Linked DNA regions of Homo sapiens: region 1 is linked to region 2. A link is a loop called in an ENCODE intact Hi-C map of the cell type or tissue named here. Cell type or tissue: Calu3. All regions are shown on one strand. Each heading gives the region's core, and the rest is flanking DNA. Links, peaks and the distances in the headings are about the cores only.

Region 1 (8,340 bases), core at 106-8,105, 79 kb before region 2:
CAGGAGTTCGAGACCAGCCTGGCCAACATGGTGAAACCCCGTCTCTATTAAATAAAATACAAAAATGAGCTGAGTGTGGCGGTGCGTGCCTGTAATCCCATTTACTTGGGAGGCCGAGGCAGGAGAATAGCTTGGAGTTTGCAGTGAGCTGAGATCACATCACTATACTCCAGTTCGGGTGACAGAGCAAGACTTTGTCTCAAAAAAAAACAAGAAAACAACCAACCAAAAAAACATGCTGTGTTATGACTACCTGGCTAAAAAATTCCATCTCAGGTACAATATGTGCCATACGCAAGGAATCTGAGAATGCTAATGGTATCAATAAAGTCATTGAGTGTTTCTTACTTTGGTGCTTTGAAGGATTAAGTGTGTATCTCTAAACGATCTCATATTTTAAAAACCCACAATACCGCAAACCATGATGAGACCCAGAGAACCCCAGCCACGCGCTGCCCTTTCCTACAAGACAGAGGCGCTCAGGCCATGCCAGCTGGGATGTGATCAGTGCACAATGGGGCCAATCACAAAACCGCTGCCCACTAGGCTAACTGTTGGAGCCCCAGTTCCCAGTCTCTCCTGTGCTCTAGAAAGCCCAGGTGATCTCCTGTCTGGTTGGCAGCTGTTCTCATCCTGCCCAACACTGCCCAAGTTCAGTTCTCTTGTACCTCCAGCTTCCAGTCTTGTCTTCAAAAGGCCACAAGCCATGGCACTCCATCCAGACCCCATGTCCCCAGCTGACTGCCCCATACTGGCTCCTGATGCTGTGGCCAGGCCTCTCTTGGCTTCAGAGATGGCTCTTCCCCGTGACATCACCTCCAAGTGTCACAGATAGAAGCCGGGTCTCTCCTTTACTTTCCAAGGTAGACCTGATCAATCTTTGGCCACAGAGGCTACATTGGAGCAGGAAAAGACCCTCTTAGACTTTGTTAGGCCACAAAACAGTGCGACTTCAGGCCCACTGGTCTCTCCACCACCCCATTGTCATGACTCGCTCTACCTCTCTCTTCCTTCAAATACAAACCCAGTTCTGAAAGAATATTCCACATATGTAAGGAGTGCTTCCTATACTTGACCACCTGAAGCAGTGCTCCAGGTCCCTGATCGTGCCTGTGTGCTTCCTTGTCTGCTGTCCTCAGCCCCTTTGTCCCCATCTAAGGAGGTGACTGCGTTTCCCTGAATCCCCTTCCCTGCATGGCTCCAGGTTCAAGCTTGCTAACAAGAGGCACTCACGTAACAGCTGAAGGGCCCAGGTGAGGCAGTGGCCATCCCTCTGGACAGTGAGGACAGGGGAAGGGTGACAGATAACTCAGAGGTACGCGTCCATCCCAGTGGTCCCTGTTGCCATCTGCTCCACAGCCAGCTTGTCTTCCTGATCACCATTGGCCTACAATGGCCCAAGCCCCCACTAGGCACTGAGATCCAGCCTGTAGGGTGGCTGGAGATGTCCTTGTGTCTCCATGGCCTCTCTTCTCACACCCCAGAAATGGATTTGGACTTTCCCACAAGCTTGGACTCTAGTTCAAGGGCTGCAGGCTGCAGTGGTTTTCTTCAATTAAGACGCCTGACTGCCCCTTTCCAGATCTTCCCTTTCTTATAGCCCCCAACATTTATTCCCATAATGCTTGCAAGCTCTCTGGTTTCCCAACTGACCCCTGACACATCTGGAAGTCAAAGAACAACCATTATCTGTCCTTGTGATTGGGATCTCAGCCTGGGAAGTCACCTTCATCTCCAATGTGCCTTTTAGTGTGCTCCCCCAAAGGCCCAATGAGGTCCATGCAAATAGACTTTCCAGCACCCCATGCTGACATTCTCTCCTGCTTCTAGAGGAACTAGAAAGGCCTCCATCCAAGGCCTCTGTGTGTGTGTGTGTGTGTATGTGACTTTGCACCATTGATGTGTGCTGAGTGACAGTGTGAACCAGCTTATCCCACCAAGCTCCCTGACATGGGGACCAGGATGCACTAGGGCACCAGCTCTGCTCCTCCGAGGTATAAAAAGCCCTAGACAATGAGCTTGGCAACATCCCCATCGCTGCCTACGACAGACAGGCAGGGAGAAGTGCTCAGGGCCAGCCAGCTGGCTGTGTTAGCAGATGGAGCAGTTGCTGCGTTTCATCCACAACACTGCATTTGACTAAGTCTGCAGATTGGCCTGCACAGCCAATGACCACCTGCAGAGCCTTGAGTGCTGATGTTATGATGGCGATCATGGGCATGTCCTTTAGCTCACCATTCAGCATTATTTCTATTTTGACTAACATTTGGAGTGATAAAAATAATACTAAGCTGGGAGCTAAAGAAAACCCAAAATTGGTTTTTTCTATAATAAAAATCTCATTGATTTTTTAAAATTCCTAGAATTGTATTCTTTGAAGAATTTCTGCTTCTAGTTGTGGTGTCTCTGCTCTCCTGGGGCCTGAGGCCTACGCTTACCTGAGCCCTTCCCATTTCTTCATCACCTAAGCCAGGTGATGGGCAAGACAGGTCAGGATGAAGGATCGGCCACAAGAAGGGCCCAGCCAGGTGGCCACTGTTCACAGGGTGGTGTGGAGACACCTGGGGACCATGGGGCTGACACACCCTGGGGACCAGCCCAGGTGACAATCTGTGTCCACCTGTAGCCCCACTCTTCTCCTTTCCCATCCAGGCCAACCCAGTCCCATGCACCGTGCCCTCTTTGCTCTTCTTCTCTTGCTGTGTTCTCAAGACCTTCTCTACATCCCTGAGCCTAGAGTAAGCTTTTGTACACCCCTGCCCCTTTTCAGCCTTTCCAAGTGGTATAGGAAGGCACAAAAATAACAACAAAAGCCAAAACAACTCAGAAACTTCATGTCTATCTCTTCTCTGTGTATAGTTCATAATTCTGAAGTTCACATGACATTTCACATTATTCAAATTGAGTGCCACAGCAATAAGAGCTTATGAATATGGCCTTCTGTAGCCTCATGTACATGTTCGACAAGTTTCTTCCTGGTGTGATGTTGCAGATATTGCCCATATTGATGGGTATAGCCTAAAACATAAGTTCCTTGAGAGGAGAAGAACATCTTTCTTAGGTTTTTGTGTTTTTTTTTTTTTACAAAATCTATTTTAATAAAATTTCCAAGATTGAGTTAAGCAAATAGCACTAAATATTAATATTTATAAATGAATACTTAATATATGGCATTATATTAATATATCAATTATAATATATAACCTATATTATATTAAGTATACTATTACTTAAGTACATATTACCCTTAAGTATATTACTATATTAAGTATACTATTACTTAAGTATATTACCTATACTATTATAAGTGATATATTATTAGTATATTATATCAATAATATAAATAAATATTAATATTATAAATTTCTAAATCGTTAGCTGATTCTAGGAGGAAAAGATTTCTACGAAGACATGATAACTCAATTCTTATTAGCACCTAATGAGCTTTTCAAAGTTGAATATCATTTCTGTCCAGTAAGTCACTAAAGCCTTGTTTTTGTTTTTAAATAAATTCAAATGGACCAAATAGGTTAAATTATTTTTAAATCATTAAATTATTCAGTGTTCATTTCAAATTCTGCAGGCTTGTGAGGGAGAAGTGCACTTTTAATAGGTTTGTTTACTGAAGAAATAAAAAACAGATGGTCTCCTATAATTTCTGTTAGAAACTTCATAGAGCTCCATGAAGAATGGGCCAGGTTATAATTTAACCACGTTTGGATGAAAAGCAAATAATCGGCCTTAAAGAGCAAGGTCTGTTCTTTCAGCCTCCCCTTTGTCACCCACTGTGAACACACGAAATTCAAAAGCCGGAGTTTCCCATGTGATCTCTTAAAAGGATTGCGGAAGCTGTAAGCGATAAAACAGAGAGGGGGCTTCGTTACTCAGCTCCCTCACTCCGGCTGCCAAAACCAACAAGCAGGAGCCATGCTTTGTTTTCTGTGTTTGATTGTTGGGAGGAGGGAGGAGCCATGTGATGGAGAAAAGGCTATCGCTGGTTACAAAGTTGATTTGATTCTCTGAAAAATTGATAAAGGGAAGGCACTGTTCCATGAGGGCCTTACATCGCAGAAAAATGACTACTTATCCCATGCTCATCCCAAACCCCCTGACCGATGGAGCTCAAATCCAAGGACATCTGCCCAGCAGCAATGGCCCTCCGCACTCCAGCCCTGCAGCCATCGCAGGGACAAGGGCAGCCTCTTCTCCTCAGGGGTCGCCTCCACCAGAAACACCCAGAGGAGTCCCCGATACACAGAATCATGCTCAAGTCTTCCTAATACAAAAATAGGCCACAGTTGGAGTGATTAAAAGGTTTTGCAAATAGATCATGGTGATGGTTGTAGAACATGGTGAATGCAATTAATGCCACTGAATTCTATACCCAAAAATGATTACCATGGCAAATTTTATGTTACATATATACATATATGTGTATTTGCAACCACGATTAAAAGCATTTTTATTAGACCACAGAGATAGAATGGCGTACTGAGCAAGAAAAATAAAAATTGACAAATTAAAATGCTTAGAAATGAGTTGCTCCCTTCTGAGGAAGGTGTGCACCCTTTCAGAGAATAGCCAAATATCCTCCTTGCCCATCAAAAAGACACACCAAATAAGCAGCAATGAAAACAAAAGAGACAGTTTTCTAACAAGATTTTGTTTCCCTGAGAGTCGTTAGAGTTGTCAGCATTCTTTAAGATGACAAATCTTCTTCCCCTTAATTAGCTGTTCCACAGACAAACTGCCCCAAACAGACGGCTATAAGGCCAGCTGCATATAGTATTTTTTGAATAAAATGAAGAAAACAACAGCAGCAGGATTTGAGCTTATTAAATTGCTTTGAATTCTATTTCCAGTTCAATCGATATTTTATTCTCTAACCTCAAAATAGTGACGTAAGCCTCTGCATCGGAAAGAAACAGCCTGTAATTGGGCTTGATTGCAACTAGAGCTTGCTGCCTTGAGTCCTCACATTCCAAAAGCAATCGGGTCAATACTCTATATTTTATTTCCTAAATTATTTTTAACCTGATTTCACTGAAATGAACTAGTGCTTTTCTTCCTAAAGCACATACAATAGTTCTCCATAATATGTTAGCCAACAACATATCCAGGTCAGTTACAAGAAGTCAGTCAATGCTTATTTCAAGTTATATCACAAAATCCAAGTGCAATAATGTATTTCCAGCCAGAAGGTTATAAACCGGAGGTGGATTTCAATAAGTGGCTTCTTTGGACAGCCTTGTCTCTAAGCATGTGGCCAGCATCCCCAGAACTGGCTTACGTAGCCTTGAGGCTGACAGTCACGAGAGCTGACTGAATGCCAAGCACGGCTCTGCAGGCCTCGTGTGTGTGTTAACTCACTGGATCCTCATACCAGTCCTGTTAGGTTGGCAACATTATAATCTCCACTTCACCCACAACAAAATGAGCCAGAAGGTCATCAGGCCAGTAAGTGTAGGAGGCCGACCAGGAAGCCGGGAATGTGGACCTCAGTGTTCTCTGTGCTGCTTGTCTTAGGGAAAGAAAAACTTTGCGAGGATGTTTATCTTGGCATGCTCTGATCACGTGCAGGTCTAGAACCTCCCATGACTTTCTAAGCGTCCTTCAGATCTACAGGGGCATTTACTTCCTAAAGGTATTTATTTTTATTGTATTGCACATCATAATACAGTATTACAATATCTAATATTATAATAAAATATATATTACACATATAATATACTACATTAATACGTATTTTTGTATCTTTCTTTTATTTTAGGCTCAGTGGCCCATGTGCAGGTTTGTTATATAGGTAAACTCGTGTCACAGAGGTTTGTTGTACATATTGTTTCATTACCTGGGTACTAAGCCTAGTACTCAATGGTTATTTTTTCTGATCCTCTTTCTCCTTCTACCCTCCACCCTCAACTAGACCCCAGTGTCTGCTGTTTCCTTCTTTGTGTTCATAGTTTTTTTTTTTTTATAAAGTCTCGCTTCCTCACCCATGCTGGAGTGCAGTGGCACTATCCTGGTTCACTGCAACCTCCGCCTCCAGGGTTCAAGTGATTCTCGTGCCTCAGCCTCATGAATAGCTGGTATCACAGGTATGTGCCACCATGCCCGGCTAATTTTTGTATTTTTAGTAAAGCTGGGGGGTTCACCATGTTGGCCAGGCTGGCCTCGAACTCCTAGCCTCAAGAGATCCCCCAGCTCAGCCTTCCAAAGTTCTGGAATTACAGAAGAGAGCCACCACACCCAGCCTTGTGTTTATAAGTTCTTATCATTTAGCTCCCACTTACAAGTGAGAACATTCAGTATTTGGTTTTCTGTCCCTGTGTTACTGCTAAAGATGGTGGCCTCCAGCTCCATGTTCCTGCAAAGGACATGATCTTGTTCTTTTTTATGGCTGCATAGTATTCCCTGGTGTATAGGTACAACATTTTCTTTATCCAGTCTACCATTAATGGGCATTCAGGTTGATTCCATGTCTTTGCTATTGTGAATAGTGCTGCGATGAACATACGCATCCATGTGTCTTTATGGTAGAATGATTTACATTTTGGGGAGTATATATCCAGTAATGGAATTGCTGGGTCGAATGGTAGTTGTTTTTAGCTCTGAAGAATCGCCACACTGCGTTCCACAATGGTTGAACTAATTTACACTCCCACCAACAGTGTATAAGTGTTCCCTTTTCTCTGCAACCTCACCAACATCTGTTATTTTTTGACTTTTTAGTAATACCCTTTCTGACTGGTGTAAGATGGTGTCTCATTGTGGTTTTGATTTGCATTTCTCTAATGATCAGTAATATTGAGCTTTTTCTCATATGCTTGTTGGCTGCATATATGTCTTTTGAAAAGTGTTTGTTCATGTCCTTTGCCCACTTTTTAATGGAGTTGTTTCATTTTTTCTTGTAAAAGTATCTAAGTTCCTTATAGATGCTGGATATTAGACCTTTGCCAGATGCACAGTTTGCAAATATTAATATTTTCTCCTATTCTGTAGGTTATCTGTTTACTCTGTTGATAGTTTATTTTACTGTGCAGAAGCTGTTTAGTATAATTAGATCCCACTTGTCAATTTTTGCTTTTGTCATGATAGCTTTTAGAGTCTTCCTTATGAAAGCTTTGCCCATGACTATGTCCTGAATGGTACTGCCTAGGTTGTCTTCAGGGTTTTTATAGTTTCAGATTTTACATTTAAGTCTTTAATCCATCTTGAGTTGATCTGTGTATACGATGTAAAGAAGGAGTCCGCTTTCAATCTTCTGCATATGGTTATCCCAGCATCATTTATCAAATAGGGAGTACTTTCCCCATTGTTTGTTTTTGTCAGCATTGTCAAAGATCAGCTGGTTATAGGCATGCAGTCTTCTTTCTGGGCTCTCTATTCTGTTCTATTGGTTGATGTGTCTGTTTTTGTACCAGTACCATGCTGTTTCAGTTACTGTAGCCCTGTAGTATAGTTTGAAGTCAGGTAGCATGATGCCTCCAGCCTTGGTTGGTTTTTTTTTTTTGCCTAGGATTGCCTTAGCTATTCAGGCTCATTTTTGTTCCATATGAATTTTAAAATAGTTTTTTCTAGTTCTGTGAATAATGTCCTTGGGAGGCCTCAGGACACTTACAATCATGGTGGAAGGGGAAGCAGGCATGTTTTACATGGTGGCAGGTGAGAGAGAGCGCATGTGAAGGAGAAACTGTCAAACATTTATAAAATCATCAGAGCTTGAGAGAACTCACTCACTATTATAAGAACAGCATGAGGAAACCACCCCCATGATCCAGTCACCTCCCACCAGGTCCCTCCCTCAACAGGTGGGGATTATGGGGATTACAATTTGAGATGAGCTTTGAGTGGGGACACAGCCAAACCATATCAAAATATAATGTATATATTATATACAAATATAATTTATATTTAGTTTCAGTTGTGTTTCAACATGATCAAAGAAAGTTTCCATAAACTTGCTATTTCAAAAGTTCCTGCTATTTTTCATTGTTTATTCTATTTTGCCTTAGTCATAAAGATTGGATTATTAAGCTTGTGTCTCTTCCAAATTGTGTACAATTTTGCTTAGCTTTGTTTTAGATCATTCTCTGTATTTGAAGGAAAATCACTTAACTGTCCTTGGGATGTATAACATTAAAATATTTTTACCTTTTCTGGGTGTCTCACACAGAAATGCCACTTCTGCCTTTTGCCTATGCACAACCCTATGAACCTCCTTTCTCCCCAACTTCTTCACCTCTGTCAAGTGTGTCAGGTGGGCTGATCCTCTGTTGGGAGGGTGGGAGTGTGCCTGTTTAATTTACATAACAATGAAAACACCATTACTGACACTTCTAA
Region 2 (8,340 bases), core at 39-8,038:
AATTACAACAGTATGTTTTTAGAACCTGACACACTGATTCCCACATTCATCTGGCAGAGTAAATAAATGCAAAAAAAAAAAAACTAATAAATTCTGATTTAAAACACACAATTAAGGGAAATAGGCCAGATATCAAAACATATTGTCTTGTTATAGAAATTTACATAATGTGTTTATGGAGGAAAGGACAAATCAATAGAACTAAACAGAAAATCTAGACATATCACTAAGGTGGCATTTTTTAATCAGTGTGGAAAAATGCTTTCCTCCATGTATTCAATGGTTTTCAAGTAACTGGCCATCCATTAAGGAGAAATATAAAATTAGATATACCATGGCCAAAAGTAAATTCTAAATGATTTTGAAAGAATGGAAGAAAATATCAAAATAGCTTCATAATCTTATAATGGGGAAGGATTCTCTGAGCTAGAATTTTGTAAATATAGAATATTTTGTAAATATAGAATTTTGTAAATTCTAGCTCACAAAATTCAGAAGTCAAAGGAAACACTACATGAACATTTAAAACATGCCTGTGACCAAAGAACACCATAAAAAAAGGGAAAATTAGAAAAATAAGAGAAAATATTTGCAACATATACCATAGGCTAAAGATTGATATTCAGGGTATATGTTTAAGAATCGCCAACTACTCAAGAAGATGAAAACAACCCAAGAGGGAAACGAGTAACATGATGAACCAGTGAAAAAGAATGAATTCTGATAGTATGTTCTGACATGTTAAGGTTTTGAAGATTGTTAGAAAAATCATGAAGGGAACATGTAAAGTAGAATCCTGTTTACATTTTACAGTTGTGTGTGTGAGTGTGTATGGATGTGTTCATGTGTCTGTGTGTGTGAGGGCATTAGTAAGTGCGTGTGAGTGTGCGTGTAAGTACATGTGAAGGCACAGAAAAGGATCTAGAGAGATACAGGCATGATTGTTAATAGTGGCTCCTTCTAGGGAGGAAACTGTCAGGGGTCACTTAAAGGAGTAAATGGCATTTATGGTTTATTCTAAAGTCCCTATATTATTTTTAATTGCATAGAGAATTGTTGCATGCATATGTACATATTTTAATAGATTTTATTTTTTAGAACAGTTCTAGGTTCACAGCACAATTGGGCAGAAGGTACAGAGAGTTATATACTCGTACCCCACACCCATCCGGCCTCCCCCACTATCAGCACCCTGCACCAGAGCGGTTCAGTCATGACAGCTGGTGGACCTGTACTGATGCATCCTAATCACCTAGATCCATAGTTTACACCAGGATTCACGATTGGAATTGTGCATGCTGTGGTTTGGACAAGTGCAGAATGACATGGATACACATGATTACAGTATCATACATTTTCACTGTCCTGAAATTCTTCAGGGCTCTGCCCGTTCATCCCTCCCTCCCCCCAGGTCCTGGCAACCACTGATGTCTTTTTTCCATCTCCATAGTTTTGCCTTTTCCGGAATGTCATGTAGTTGGAATCATACAGTAGGTGGCGTATATGTTTATTTTAAAGTCCTTAAAAACACAGAAATATACCCGGAATTGTATAGGAGCTCAGGAACATCAACTTGCAGGGCCATCGGAAGCTGCTGAGGCTGGAGACGTTCAGGTGAGCTCCATGAAACAGAAGATCAAAGAAGAGCCGGGGCGGGATCAGAGCAAGAAAAAGAGCTCTGTTTATGCCGAGAAGTCGCAGCACAGAGTGATACCACCCAGGAGGTAAGCCCACAGTGCACAGAATAAAACGGAGAATCAACACTGGGGAGTTAACAGAATTAGCACTTCCTCAGACAAGCTGCATAAAATCACCCAGAATGCAGGAAACATTTCCTATCAGAAGAAAAAGATTTAGATGTATAAGATAAACAAAAAATAGACATAGGATGTCCAATAAATGGAAACTCTAGAATGCCTGAAAACAAAACCAGAATCAATGCAGATCAAATGTGCTTGACTGACACCTCTCAAGGTATATAGAGGCTAATTCTTTAACTTTGATCATAAAACTCATTGCTTTTTTTTTTTTCATGTACTAGAAAGGGAGGCTTCTAAACTAATCATATATTGCACTGGTGTTAATCTTCAGATTGTAACCCAAAGTGTAAAAATGTATTCATTTTAAAAGAACCTAAGGATTTTGGGGGACATTTTGATTAGGTAAGACAAAATGTTGTCTAGTTATTCACAACAAGGTACAGAAACAGTTCTCTACGACTCAGGAAGCACTGATCCCCGGGGGGATAAGGATGCTGTCAGGACTGCATTCCTCAGAGGAATGGGAACAGCCACGAGGCTTAGGTGTCAGAATCACCTACTTCTGGAAGACAGAGGAATATTCGTGGACAAAATGGAATAGAAGAAAATGAAAGAGTCAGCGGAGGAAGGAGACAACTGTGTCCTTGAGGATCTGGCCAGGGAAACAACTGGGCCACTTGAACAACAGAGAGAACTCCGTGCAGGGGATTGGTCACCCGTGACGGAGGGGGCCGAGCAGCAAACAGGGAGGGTGAGCAACAGCAGAAAGCGACAGCCACCCCTGGCTGGAGAGGCAAATGGAAGAGGTGCACGGGTCAGCCCTGTGGGAGGGGAAGCCGGAACAACAGCAGGTCTCCCCAGGGGACACAGTGGTGCTGCCGCCGTGTGGGCGGAAAACATCGGCAGAGCAGAGTCGGGGGAAAGGTTCCCAGGTCCCCCACTCTGGACCCTCGGTGGTCTAAGGCACCCAGAGGCGGCTGACTGGGAGCCTTGGACTCGGAGCAGCGCGTAGAGGGTGAGGGGCCTGCACAGGAGGAGCGGCCGGGCGGTGGAGTGTGTCCTGCCTCGGGTCCTCCCTCACCGGGGCCTCGTCAGGGATCCTCACAGAGGTTTGGTTTGGTTTGCTGGGATTTCTAGGGAAGGCAGCCGGGGTTTCATACCAGCCTGGTGGGACAGGGCGCTGTGGGGGAAGAAGAAACTGCTTTGCAAACCCACTTTCAGCAGTGACTGAGAAAGTCAGAAGAAAGCAAGCTGGAGAATTGGCAGAGGTGATAGGAGCTGCCCACGCAGGCAGCCAGCTGAGCCAGCCACACTGAGGGAAACCTCGAGGGCAATGACTCTGGCCAAGGGACACCTGGGTGACAGATGGAAGCCCGATTAGCTGTGGTCCAAAAAAGGGGTCCTCCAAAAAGCATAATGGAGGCCATTATTGTGCAGTTATGAATGAGAAAGTGGCTGAGTTTCCTTCAGTGTGTTGACCTCCTACATGGTAAGCACTAACAGCATAGTATGTCCTCAACACCAGACTAGGGGAATGAGTCTGTCACCAGGGTGCACTGTCCATCTTCGATTAGTTTTCCAGCTCTTACAATTCACAGGTCCTTTTAAATATTAGAATGTATTTGGTGCCACAACTGAAAGCATCGAGCTGCATTTGTAATCACCACACTATCCACCTGATCCTCCCTTGCTCTGCTGCTAGCCAAGGCAACTGTGAGAGGCTGGACTGTGCACCTCCACGCTGTGAAGCAGCAACTCTCCTGTTTCAGAAACCATGGGTTCCATCGCCCAGCTCCTGGCTCTGCTCCCACTTAACAGACGTGGGTTGGAGCATCACTGTGGCCATCGCATCCTCGCGTGCAACAGACAGGATGCACGATTTCCCTCCAGAGCCTGTGTCAGTCTGCTTGCCTGTGGCACCTTCACACCAAGCAGGGAAGTCTGCATTTTATGTCTTGAAGCAAATGCAGCTGTGCTTATAGTGGTCACCATCCCCGTGTTGACGACAGGGTTGCAAGGCAGAAGTGGGGCACAGCGGAAAGTCCTGGCCCATTTTCCATCTCCAAGCCCCCTCCCCTTGATCTTACTGGAATCTTCCCAATGCATTCTACATCATGTTTTCCTCAGGCTGAGATCTCCCCTGTGCAAGAAACAGTCTGAATCCTAACGAGATGTCTAAAAAGAGGCAAACAAGCAGCTCTAAATAATTCTGCCGTGCTTTGAGGGACAAAGTGAATAAATGCTAAAACATCATCTCTTTAGTTCTCAGGTTCTTAAAAACTTTCTAAAAAGCTGCTATTACCCCAGAAACACACTTTGAATGTTTCCCACTGTTTGGAAAAAGCAAAATACTTTTAAAATAAATAATGTGTGTATGCATATTCTATTTAACTCCATGATTTTTACAGAAAATTTTGAAAAACAAAAAATTAACGAGGAAGTACTTTAGCACCTACTATGGTTTCATGATGAGCAAGAAAATCGCCCAAAAGACTATTAACAAAATGTGCCTCTGGGAAGTCACCCAAGGAATAGTTCTGGTTATATATGACTGTGTATAGTCTATAGAGTTCAGGAAACTTAATATTGAGTTAAATCAGATTAAACTATCCTGGTACACTTTTCTTTATTAAGTCTACTTCTAAAATGTTGCCATAAATAAATTATTCTAAATTGATGAAATGAAGTAGAATGGTTAACATTTAAAGAAATCCTAACGGGAATTATTTTTTAAATCACACAGTCACCTCCTGTTTTGTTTAACATGTACTTCTGCAAACATTTGGATTTTATTAAGAAATAACTAAATTTAGGAGAGAATTTTAACTGCATTCTCTAACATCGATTTTTAAAACTGCTGCATATGAACATTATTTCCAGAATGCAAAAACAAATGAAGTTTCTTATAGTCTTTACACGCGAACAGGCGCCCCTACAGTCTTCCTCGTTTATCACCCACCGCTCAACCACCAAGCTGTCGTGGGATGGTGGCGACCTCTAGAGGCCACACTTAGGAACTGTCTGATTTAAAGTTCAACCTCTCTAGGCTCTTGGAAGAATCAGCAACAGAGCTTTTCCTCTAGGCTCTTAGAATCGTGAATACACAGAGCTTTTCCTTTCTCTTTCATGCATCGCTGCTCACAGCCCAGGTACTTCCACCTAACGCAATCATTTTCTCACACTTTCATGGCAAATGCCTCCCTTTTCCTTTTTGCCATTCTTTCCAAAAAATAAAAATTTTTCTATTTATGAGTAAAAATGTTTAAATGACTCCAATTATGCTCAGAGCCTGTATGAAGGTAACGAAAAGGAAGACATTTGATGTGAAGTCAAACAATGTCACTGACTGCTAGCCCTTCATTCTCTCAAAAAGCCCCTTCACAGAAACTCCACAAATTCTATTTCCTAAGCATCAAGATTCCAACTTTTTAAATGCTATTAAATTGTTAATTATCTCTGTTAGTAATGCATTAGTTTATTTCTTAGTTATTGCAGATGCAGTAGTTTCTAGCATTTAAATATTTTTGTATTAATCAGAATGTGTTATGCTGCAGTAACAAACCAACCCTCAGATCTCAGTGGCTTTGCATAAAGCTCCATTTGACCCCCCACCCACTCACCCCACAAGTCTTCTGTGGTTTCAGCCACTATCTAAGGACTCTCAGCTTCAAGCAGCGACTTGGAGGCCCAGGTGAATTGCTCCTTATGGCTGCACCATTTGGATTGCATGGTTTCCAGGGCACTGCATCAGTGAAGGGAGAACTGAAGGGCCATGCCTCTTCTCTTAAATGCTTTAGAAGCCCAACGGTCATGCTGAGGACCACTCTCCAGAGCTTGCTACATGGCCCTGCCTAACCCCAAGGCTCTGGGAAATGTGGGTGTCACATGGATTTTCACTGAGCAATAAATGTTTCTGTCACACAGTATATTTGAAAAATATTTTAAGTTTGACATTCTTAAGGGAGGAATAGGTCTAACCCAAAATTTCAAGCTCGCTTATACCACTCTCCATCAGAAAATGCAATCTTCGTCAACTGTAAGCTGTCATAGTACCTGAATAAATGCAAAAAGGAAGGGGAAAAAAGCAGCTCCCTTCCAAATTAAATCATAGAAGAAAAGGATTAGTCAGGTACACTTCTGAGAGGAAGACATCAGCTAAGTCATTTGGAGCAAGGTGTGACTGGAAAGAAGCATAACCGACAGTGATAAGCTGCCAGGCAAGAGCTGCGACAATTCTTCACAGACCGCAAGCCACGCAGCACACTTCGGAATACAGAGGAGAGAAGTTAAACAAAGCTCAGAGCCCACTGCTCAACCCCGTTAGCCTCAGTGGAGAAACAGCACCTCCCAGTGATCCTTCCTCATATCACCTTTTTTTCCCCATTCTTTTGTTTGTTTGTTTTGTCTTTGGGTTTTTTGTTGGTTTGTTTTGTTTTATTTCTCATATAATCCTGCAGTTCCCACACAGGAATTTCAGTTCTGGGCTTTATTGCAATGCTTGAGCCCTAATACATTTCTGGGCTTTCAATTGCTTCCAGAAAAACTGATGAGCCACGCCCTTATGGGACCACCCATCACAGATGATTCTTCAAGTAACTTTGGAACAAATCAGTGCCCCTAAATAGAGACGCAGCAAAACAGCAAAATAGCCCATGCTGTTGAGATTATTCCACAAGGGGGCCGGCAACATCAGGCAGAAGAGGGAGGGAGGTGATGAGAGAATAAAGAAAACAAGATTTGTGAGGTTGACTCAGAGGAAAATTAGCTCTGTCCAGAGCCGCCTGCCATTAAACAGCGATCAAATACAAGTGGAGCGGGGTGAGATGCGAAGTTTTACCTTCTGGTTGTTTACATGAGGCCTGAAATGAGTTCTACTTTCCTTTCCCCTTTCTGCCCCATAGACACACATGTATGCACACAATCACATGTGCACACACAGAGTCAAGGACAAACATATGAGAAACCACTGGGTTCAGTAAGGAGGTCGCCAGGTGAGGAAGGAAGAAATCAAAGCAGACCCTGACGCTCACAGGGGGGTCAGGTTATTTTTCTCTTGGACATAAACATTCTCACAGAACAGCTCCCCCGGTGAGCTTACTCAGAGCAGGAGTAAGTGAGACAAACCAAGGAGCTTTATAATTTTGTCTAAGCACAGACAAAAACAAGGTCGCTGTACCACCTCCTGATTAGAGTGAGTGACAGCTGCTTCTTATCCCCTGCAGGCTTATCTTCACCGCAGCTTGCCCTCCCTACAGATGAGACTAAGACACATGGGGGAGACGCAATCATAGGATCTTCCCTGCTTTCTGACAGCAACCAATCCACAGCAAACACCTGCTGCCTTACACCCTCTCCCAATCACCCAACCAAAGCCCAAATCCTATACCTCCTTCTCCTACTGAGACGCCTTATTGTTCTTCACCATGTGTGTTCTTTCTTGTCAAAATGAGTAATAAACCCAGCTTGTTAACCTTTAGATATCCTCTTGGTGGCCTTCAGCTTGTGGCACTGACACAAGCATGAGACCCTCCTAGTTAGAGAAAATTGACAAGAATTTGCAAGGTGCTTTCCCTTCACTGTCCACACTTCCCAACCCCACCAGAAGATTATACATAAAAACAGGCTGGAAGGGGGAAGAAGAGACTTGGGGGGAATAAAATAAGCAAGACAGTTTGTTCCTTTTTGCCATTGCCTCTAAACATCTCATTACTTTGCATGATGTACAAACACACAAATAATGCACACACATACACACAAATAGCTCAGGAGGATAGACATGGATTTGGAAATAAAGAACTGATTCTCAGAAGACAGTGTGGCAATTCCTCAAGGATCTAGAACTAGAAATACCATTTGACCCAGCCATCCCATTACTGGGTATATACCCAAAGGATGATAAATCATGCTGCTATAAAGACACATGCGCACGTATGTTTATTGCGGCACTATTCACAATTGCAAAGACTTGGAACCAACCCAAATGTCCATCAATGACAGACTGGATTAAGAAAATGTGGCACATAGACACACCATGGAATACTATGCAGCCATAAAAAAGGATGAGTTCATGTCCTTTGTAGGGACATAGATGAAGCTGGAAACCATCATTCTGAGCAAACTATCACAAGGACAGAAAACCAAACACCGCATGCTCTCTCTCATAGGTAGGAACTGAACAATGAGAACACCTGGACACAGGAAGGGGAACATCACACATTGAGGCCTGTCCTGGGGTGGAGGGAGGGAGGAGGGATAGCATTAGGAGATACACCTAATGTAAATGATGAGTTAATGGATGCAGCACACCAACATGGCACATGTATACATATGTAACAAACCTGCACGTTACATGCACCTTAGAACTTAAAGTATAATAAAAAAAAATTTAATAATAAAATTTAAAAAAATTAAGAAAAAGAACTGATTCTCACCTATGTCTGGAGGTCCGTGAGTGGTAGACCCTACAAACATACTCAGCAATGCCCAGGCGAGCTGAGGACAGCACGGAGGTGAGAAGAGGCGTAACTGGATGGGAGGGCACAGACACCAGTGAAGCCAAATCTGGCACAGCAAGAAACCT

Evidence for each region. Hi-C counts contacts between places; a loop is a spot of excess contacts. Peaks named below come from ENCODE experiments on the same cell type or tissue, not always from the same donor. Only the 100,000 strongest peaks of a DNase experiment are listed, where the experiment ranks them.
Region 1: a loop joins it to region 2, with 1.8 times the contacts of the local background. A loop is called at or near these places in 2 of 110 quality-filtered maps.

What each region holds. Positions count from the first base shown.
Region 1 is chr5:6,896,505-6,904,844 of GRCh38, reverse strand. No RefSeq gene overlaps it. Among named protein-coding and RNA genes, the nearest start is that of MIR4278, 73 kb to the right of the region's middle. In Calu3, for the core only: no CTCF peak of the experiment used is centred there; a DNase peak (open chromatin) is centred at 3,834.
Region 2 is chr5:6,817,464-6,825,803 of GRCh38, reverse strand. The region is part of intron 1 of LINC02236 (long intergenic non-protein coding RNA 2236); the gene reads right to left. Among named protein-coding and RNA genes, the nearest start is that of MIR4278, 6.3 kb to the left of the region's middle. RefSeq lists an enhancer at 2,088-2,672. In Calu3, for the core only: a CTCF peak has its summit at 4,753 (motif pointing left); DNase peaks (open chromatin) are centred at 2,613 and 4,733.